2 separate regions of the Mus musculus genome follow, and region 1 is linked to region 2. A link is a loop called in an ENCODE intact Hi-C map of the cell type or tissue named here. Cell type or tissue: gastrocnemius. All regions are shown on one strand. Links, peaks and the distances in the headings refer to the core of each region. The heading gives the core; the rest is flanking DNA. Region 1 overlaps Trdn (triadin). Region 2 overlaps Trdn (triadin).

What was found. A loop is a pair of places that touch in the nucleus more often than their neighbours do. Peaks named below come from ENCODE experiments on the same cell type or tissue, not always from the same donor. Only the 100,000 strongest peaks of a DNase experiment are listed, where the experiment ranks them.
Region 1: a loop joins it to region 2, with 2.8 times the contacts of the local background. A loop is called at or near these places in 2 of 42 quality-filtered maps.

What each region holds. Positions count from the first base shown.
Region 1 is chr10:33,084,861-33,089,265 of GRCm38, forward strand. All of the region lies in intron 1 of Trdn (triadin), which reads left to right. Among named protein-coding and RNA genes, the nearest start is that of Trdn, 3.6 kb to the left of the region's middle. In gastrocnemius, for the core only: a CTCF peak has its summit at 1,796 (motif pointing left); no DNase peak of the experiment used is centred there; H3K4me3 peaks cover 4,000 bases; H3K27ac peaks cover 4,000 bases.
Region 2 is chr10:33,177,470-33,181,874 of GRCm38, forward strand. All of the region lies in intron 5 of Trdn (triadin), which reads left to right. Among named protein-coding and RNA genes, the nearest start is that of D830005E20Rik, 77 kb to the right of the region's middle. In gastrocnemius, for the core only: no CTCF peak of the experiment used is centred there; DNase peaks (open chromatin) are centred at 2,320 and 2,686; H3K27ac peaks cover 3,216 bases.

The sequences.
Region 1 (4,405 bases), core at 133-4,132, 93 kb before region 2:
TTTCACACACAAAAAACCCTGTTACTCAGATATTCCATGACTTCCCATTACCAAATTGTAGTCAAGATTGGGTATCAGCTCCTTGAAGCCAGCCTGTGTTTTCTCTTTTCCATTAGAGGATATAAAATTTACTGTTTGCCAGTTTTAGTTCAGAATTTGCTAACTGAATGTAAATAATATTATAATTTTTTTTTCTATACTTTGGACATTCTGTGTCATGTCGCCCTTATGTTGGCCTTGAAAAGATCTGTCTATAAAAGTGTTCTGCTTATTCCTGTACAAGGTATTAAGAAACCTCTGGGCATTCCTGTCAGCCTGTGCTTGGAACCTAGGCTGCCACTAATTTCAGACATTGCTGGCCAATCGTGCTCCTTGATTACAGTGCATGTCCTACATGCATTTGCACTTGATCCATAGCACGTTTTATTAAAGGACTGTTGTTTTGAAATAGAATTATTTGTACCCATAGGGAGTTGAAGATGTTGTGAAGCCTCTGTGGTAGGGCCCATAAAACAGCAACTGAGAAAATCTGAGTTGACTACGTGAGCACAGCATATAATTTTCTGGATAATCATCATTTCCCATAGTCTGGTCTTCGGAGTAGGTAGGGTCTCTACCATGTGATCATGAGTGTTGTACTTATTCCTTCTTTGCAATGATCTGTTTATTTGTCAGGAGAAACTTAGATTGCCAGCTCAATGAATTTGTGTTATCTGTGGTTATTACCATAGTCAGTCTCCTCAGTTTTCCAAAGGATTTGACACTTTTTCTTTACCTTGTGATTCCCACTCTTTGTTTCTCATCTATAACAACCTTTCTTCATTCTTTCTTGTTTGCCTTTCATTAAAGAGATGTTTTGTAAAGGTCTTGTTTCTCATTGTTCTTTCAGCCTTCAGTTGTCTTTTCTTTCTTCTGCTGTATTTCACTTACCACCACTTTTGTGCAAATCCCTGAAGTATAAACACTGCAGGAGTAGCCTCATAGCATTTATCTATCTCATCTTTTACTCACTGAATATGAAAAGCAAACATTTTGAAGATTTAGACCAAGGAAGAACAAGGGTGATTCATTGGATGCCTGGTATCATAATAACTCTAAGTCTTTGGCCATTGCTAATTTTGGAAGTTCACAGGTTGACACCTTGGCTTATTTACTTCTAATACATGCCACAACTACCAAACTTACTGACTCTTTCACATATATTTTTCTATTGATACTTCAACTTGGATAATTCATTCAATGAAAAAAAAGAAAACCATGTTCCATGTCAAATGTGTTCCAGGCATAGGCACTAGGTAAAACAGAAATCAAAGTTGAACCCCAAAGGACTTTATGGAAACAACAACTTTTATTCTAGCCATGATAAAGATGGTAGTGATAATACTGAGTCAATTTATTGTCTGGAGTCTTAAGATATCAGACTTCTTAAATGCCCACTTAACCCTCTCAACATCGATGTGAAACAGTTTTATTGCTATTTATAAAGTTTGAAGCTAAGGTTTAGGAAGATTAAGAACTATGCAAGGACTGATACAACTTCAATTCATGTCTGAAAACAGTGAAGTTGAATCTGCCTTCTCATTGTGTGAGACTCAGAGTTAGTTTGATATTGGGTGGCTCTTGGGTGTCTACACTAGGTATATTGAGTAGCTGAGATTAGGCTCAGACCAGAGCCGAACGAACCAGTGCTCAGATCAGATCAGAGTCTTTAAATAGGACTCTCTTCACTTTGGAGAAACCCAGAGATTCACAGGCAAGTACCAATGTTAGCTGCCCTCTTGTGTAGACCATATGAATTTTCAATTGGGCACTGAAGATTCAGTATTTAGGTAAAGGTTTCCTCTCAAGTTGTGTAATGAGATGTTAAATTTCTTATTTCTCTCATCCTGTACTTGAAGGCAAAAGAAAGAAAGAAATATCAAAGCCTCAAAACAAATGGTTGACAAACCCAAACAACTGACAGATGAAACAATAGCTAGATTTGAGCCTTTTATAAATTTTTACTACTTTTATTTTTAATTTAATTTAATATTTATTTATTTATTATTTTTATTCATCTGTTTACAGTCCACTGCCTACTCTCCCTGGAAGAGAGGGATTTAAAAACAGATAATTGGAAAGAAGAAAAACAGAAAAGAAAGAAAATAAATCAGCTTCAATAAGTAGATAAATAGACAGATTAGGAAAGTTCATAATTGATATTATATGAACCACCATAGTACAAGCCAATAGAAAGAGATACTAAGGAGAAAATGGCATTGAAACAAGGGCCAATCAATTCTTAGATTGTGTGGCACTAGCATAATATGAATGAGGCAATCTTAAAAAAAAAAAAGCTTGTGGTGGGAGTATTGATTATTTGACGAACTAGCTGCTTGCTGAAACTTAAGGAAATGCTTTTCTGTGCCAAGTGAGATGACCACATCAGGATATGATTTTAAACTATTATTATTTGGAGATGCAGGATAAATTTTATTGATGTAGATGCTATTTGTAGTTCCAAACAGTACTCCTTAGGCAAAATGTGAATGTCAGTGTGTTAAGACAGAATATATGCAGAAAAAATTAATCTCATTGTTCTAATTCTGTGAATATATAATTATTTCAAAAATAAGGAATTTAGATGAAGAGTTAATGTGTTTAGTAATATAACTTTTAATAAAAGTTTACTTCCTTTTGTAAGAAGGTAACTGATGCAGTAAGGCAGACTGACTTAGTTCAGTTGGCTGAAACTGCTTTATTGGAACAGGGAGGAGCTCAAATCTTTCTAAGGGTATAAAGACTGAACTCAGTGAGAGAGGATGAGGGACATCTATTTATACAGAGCTAGATACCAGGAAGTCAGTTTGGAAGTTACAGTTTGTTTTGGGTGGTTTAACTAGGCATGGGGTAGGTCGCATACATACCCATGTGTATTGTTCCTACAAGTAGAGCAGAATGGTCAGGCTGGGGCTATGTTTAACATAGTCTATGGCAGTGGTTTTCAACCTTCCTAATGCTGAGACCCTTTAGTACAGTGTCTTTATGTTGTGATGACCCTCAGCCATAAAATTTTCATTTCTACTTTTTAACTGTAATTTTGCTACTGTTAGGAATTGTAATGTAGTATATACAGGATATCTGATAGATGACCCCTCTCAGGGTCACAACCCACAGGTTGAGAACCACTGGTCTATGTTGACATGTGGGTTAGTGATATCAATTTGAAAGGAGAATTCACAGGTGGTTATCATTTTTCAGTTAAAATTTTAATGTTGAACTTAGTTCTGCTTATTTGGAGCTTAGTGAGAATATTATAACACTATTATTTCTTTTTTCCCTTTCAATAAAGAGAAATCCTTTGGGGACAAATGAACAAAAAATGCATATGTTAGACATAACACAGTTTTAAAGCACACTCGAGAGAAAATTCTTTTTCTGGCATCTGACATCACAAATCAATGAGAATTTTGAAATTGGCTCCCTGACTTAAAGTTCTAGGAGGATCTATCAAAGTTAAGGTAATTTTGCTCTGCTGCCTGCTTTGGCTGATATAATTGACATTCAGCTTCTGATAGGAAAAGTTGCATTGCCCCAAGTGGGTTAAGCAGAGATAGGTGTAGTTGCTAGTCCAGAAAGATAGTAATTTCCATATTCAAAGGAAGCTGAGTTTCTTTGTAAGCACATGATGGATGCAGTCCTGTCCCCAGGATCTGAGCTGTTCTCTGTAAAGATCAAACAGCTCCACACCTCTCTGCCTGAAGTCAGTATGCCAGAGACACAGAATTTATGATCTTGCTCAATGCTTTGGTATGTAAATGAACTATTTCCTCACAAACTGCACAGCCCACATCACAATGTGCTCATTATCTGTTGCAGGTTAGGCTATAATCTTTTCATTCATGTGGAGAATGACAATATGCATCCAGCAATCCACACTTTGCAAGATAAAACTACATTTGTTCAGAAGCATGAGGCTAGACCCATCTTGAATAGTTTTGTATGTGGTGCTTCCTCCTAGTAACCTTCTCCCTCCCCCTTTTCTGACATTTGTTAATGCTAAGTGGAGAAAATTTAAACAAAGTGGAAGATCTGCACTTTACTAATGTTGAAGACTTACTAATATAAAGACGTTGACAGACAATGTATTTTTGACAAGGCGTCCCAGAAAATCTTTATTACTGCCTTTTAAAATAAAATAAATCCATCTTTGTGGGTCAAAAGTGGTGTCCCACGTTCGGCCCAGGGCTCAGCAAAGTTTGACTGGGAGTTCCCCATGCCACCCCAGCGTGCGGGCATCTGGCTGTGAGAAGCCAGGACTCTGCTCAGGAGGTGGGGAAGTGCACTTTTGCCTAGGGTCAAAGAAAAGAGCAGGAGGAGAGAGCTCTGGCTGGGTCCCTCAGGGAGGAGAGTCCTTGTCTTGCTT
Region 2 (4,405 bases), core at 313-4,312:
GCTCCAGGAGTGAGTACAGTAATGTACATGAGAACTTTTGCATTTTGAATCTAGCTCTCAGAATCCTGCTGTCAAAACTTTTAGACAGCAAGCTGTGCAGTGGGTTTATTAAACTAGTGAATCTCATGTAATTAAAACATTGGATTTGGCTGAAGTTTAAAATAAATTCGTCAAAGGCTGTGTTGGAGATTAGTCACCTGAATATGTTTCTTGAGTAGAACATCAGAATAAAATGAATAATTCTGAGAGAAAAAGAGACAAAGAAAGGTAGAAGACAGATAGACAGACAGACGCATGATAGGTGAGAGCTAAGTAGATAGAGAGAAAGAGATAAATAGAGTGCAACGATAAATTAATATTTTAACCTACTTTTCCCCTCTATGGGAACATAAGTGGAATATTTCATTTGCTTTCTAGTGTCCTCTCCATAACTGAGATAGAATAATGTCTGTATGTTGTTCCTCAATAATTTACTGAAAATGTAAAAATAATAACTTTTTTACAAACACTCTTAGACCTGTTTGTATATATAGTAGATAAATGAAATGGTCTCTAAGTTACATTCCAGTTTGACTGTGGATAAATGTGATGGCTTTTTGTGGTTTACATTGCCATTAAAACAATTGTTGCTCTTTTAAAAAAGTGTACAACACTTCTAAAATATGATCATTATAAACAAGTCTTACAAACAAATGCCTTAGCTAAAATTTTTGAGAATACTAATGCTGATGTATTTTATGGCTAGATAAGAGTTTTGGTGGTAAATAAAACTAGGTTATATGTGCTATTTCATTTTCTTTTCTTTTGTATTTTTCTTTCCTTCCTTCTTGCCCTCCTTCAGCTAAATTCTCCCTTTTAAAAAAACAAAACAAAGAAAAAACAAAACTTCTTCTGACTCATATAGACTTTAATAATACATGATGAGTTTATGATTGCAATACTTAGTCATCAAATAAATAAGAAAAGTAAACAATATGAAATGACAGAGAACAAAGAGTTCTAAAATCCAGTCTACTCAAATATGTTAAGGTGTTCATATTAAAGAGGAACATAAATGACTTCAATTCTGACTATTATGCATAGAAAATAAGATAATTTTTAAATTTATGCTAGATGATTTAACTTTATAAGATTTTAACTCTTCTATTTTGCTCCTTTGTTACTTTGATGCCTTTTGGAGGTAGGGGTGGGGGGAATAGCAGAGTTTCATTGAGTTAAAGAATAAACCTGGTAATATAAATCTATTATCCTCTGGTCCGGATGGTGGCCGGTTGTCTGCTGCCCGCCCAGGCTGCTGCCTCAGCGGCTCTGTGCTTCCGCCCGTCCCAGAAGCTGTCCGGTTCTCTGGCGCACCCTCTAACCTGTTCAGACTAATTTCCTAAGTTCTGCTGAGTCCCGGAACCAAGATGGCGACCGCTGCTGCTGAGGCTGAGGCCGCCTCCCAAGCCAGGCGGACACCTGTCCTCTGGTCCGGATGGTGGCCGGTTGTCTCGCCGCTTGGATTTGTATTCCTGACAGCACGTACTACCTACTAATGTTGAAAGTTTTATCCTCAAACTGTATCTTATTAATCTTTCCAGATGTGTTGGGTCTGTATCTAGAGCCCCAGAAGAAAAGCTGGACTCGGGGATCCTAACGGATTGGATTTTACTACTCACTATGAAAGTCTGGGATTTTATAATGTGTACATACATATTTCTAGATGTAACATGTTCAGCCATCTTAGCAATCTTCTGTTGCTAGCATGCATGTTTTTAGGGAGGATCATTTGGTATGAACGAATCACTTAAGACATTGAAACAATATGCAAAGTACTGTAAGTCAGTAGGAATATTCAATTTTTCAGAATTATTTACTAAAACCTCCCACAATTATAACACTAAAAAAATCTCGAAACATAGAAAATGTATTAAAATAAATGTCAGAAAACTCTATAAAGTAAAATCATGTACCTCAAAGTATATACCTTAAAAGGCATCATGTGTATTGTTCACAGTAGTGTTACTAAGTAGTTATGAAGTCAAATATAATCTTCAGTTGTTTTACTTAGTTAATGGACACCTGTCACTTGGAAAATTTAGTAGCCTATAACCAGCTGCACTTAAACAGTTTTGCACCAAAGATTTGGTTATGAACTGTGAGAAAAGGCCCTCAGAGAAGGTTGTCGCTACTAAGATCTAGAAATCATGAGATAGTATAATCTTTGAAATCCCCAGGAAATATATGTGTTGCTGATGGCTGCTAAGATCAAAAGCAGAAGCATGCAGGAGAGCTGGAGAGGAGCCATGTGAGGGAGCCATACACTTCAGAGTTGAGTTATGCTGAGTGTTCTGGTCAAAGAAAGGTCAGCCTTGACCAGAGCAGAGATGGCACAGCCATGCCAACTCAGATGCCAAGCCACAGATCCACTCCAACTGGTGAATTCCATTTGCTCTTAATTATGAGCCTATCAAGGGGACTTTTGTTTCATGTAAATAAGAATGGCAAACAACCTAAGCTCTAACAGGTGCAAACACTTATTTTTACCCTGGGCTCCCTTTACACCTACGTCAGGGACAAAGTATTTTTATTTCAAAAGTCCTTAGTCTTGCATTTCTGGGTCTAAAGTCATTTCAGTACTTGGCATTTGAGAACTCACTTGGCAAAGTTTGATGTTTCTGTCCAAATATTTTTGGTGGCTTTCTGCCATTTTGCACAGCTCCCTAGGGCCCCCAGGTCCAGCTGTTACACTAAACTGTATTGTGGAGTTAATTCTGAAGGGAGATAATGAAATCCCAGTGTGTACCACTGTGTCTGTAAATCAACATTTTTGATTGAGGAACCATTTTTTTCCCTTGGGATATCAGGAATGAGGAGCTAATATGCTAATTTAGCCCCTTTGCTCTTGGCTTTTGTATTAATTCTCCCATTTATGCCTGTGCACATGTCAATCTGAGAATCTGCTGGTGACAGCCAGCTGTCTGAGGTGCAGAGGCAGAACCACAGATTAGTTGTTCCCTTGGGGGTCTTTATAGTCAGGACTCTGAATGCACAGCTTATCTCTCAGAAACTTGGTTCCCCCTAGAGAAACTTAAAAGACGTTTTGTTTTTGCCAAGAACTTCTTTTGGATGTTGATTTAATTAACAATGATGCAAAGAAAGAAAAATGAGCTCTTTGTGGTCTCTGTAAGGGCTGATTTCCTACCCTTATTTAGTGAGTTTTTATTATTATTATTAAAATTTGTTTCTCGAAGCACCTAAATTTCCATTAAATATAAAAGGGGAAAATAATGTGGTATCTAGATGTTCTGAGGTGGGACTCCCAATTCTGCTTCTAGATTATATTTATGAAATTTTCATAAACCACAAAACTGTCCAGAAATTGAAAGTGATCAGAAATTGAGAGCAAAAGCATATTAGGTGTTCTTACAAAAAATAGCAAATTCATATATTCTAAAATATTATTAACAGCATGAGAGATATTGACTTGAACAGAGTCTTCAAATGTATAATGTGGTACATACTTAAAAGACTTTATCTACTTAGAAGTCAAATACAAACAATAGCAACATTATTTCCTATTAATAAATAATTAATAGATGGTGTAATTGCTGTCCAAACTAAATAAATAGGATACAATTTTACAGAGCATCACTTGACCCAAAAATGAGGAAACTTTCATGGAGCAGTAGATAAAAGATGAAGACTCTAGCTGCATATGTATCAAAAGATGGCCTAGTCGACCATCACTGGAAAGAGAGGCCCATTGGACTTGCAAACTTTATATGCCCCAGTACAGGGGAACACCAGGGCCAAAAAGTGGGGGTTGGTGGGTGGGAGGGTATGGGGGACTTTTGGGATAGCATTGGAAATGTAAGTGAGGAAAATACCTAAAAATAAATAAATAAATTTTAAAAAAAGAAATAGAAGCAGTCATTAATAGTCTCCCAACCAAAAAAAGCCCAGGATCAGATGGGTTTAGTGGAGAGTTCTATCAGACCTTCAAAGAAGATCTAATTCCAGTTCTGCACAAACTATTCCACAAAATAGAAGCAGAAGGTACTCTACCCAATTCATTCTATGAAGCCACAATTACTCTGATACCTAAACCACAGTGAGACCCAACAAAGATAGAGAACTTCAGACCAATTTCCCTTATGAATATTGATGCAAAAGTACTCAATAAAATTCTCAGTACCCGAATCCAAGAACACATCAAAACAATCATCCATCCTGACCAAGTAGTTTCATTCCAGGAATGCAGGGATGGTTTAATATATGGAAATCCATCAAGATATAAGTTACAATATGCAAAACACATGAAAATCAAGAAGAATGAAGACCAAAGTGTGGACACTTTGCCCCTTCTTAGAATTGGGAACAAAACACCCATGGAAGTAGTTACAGGGACAAAGTTTTGAGCTGA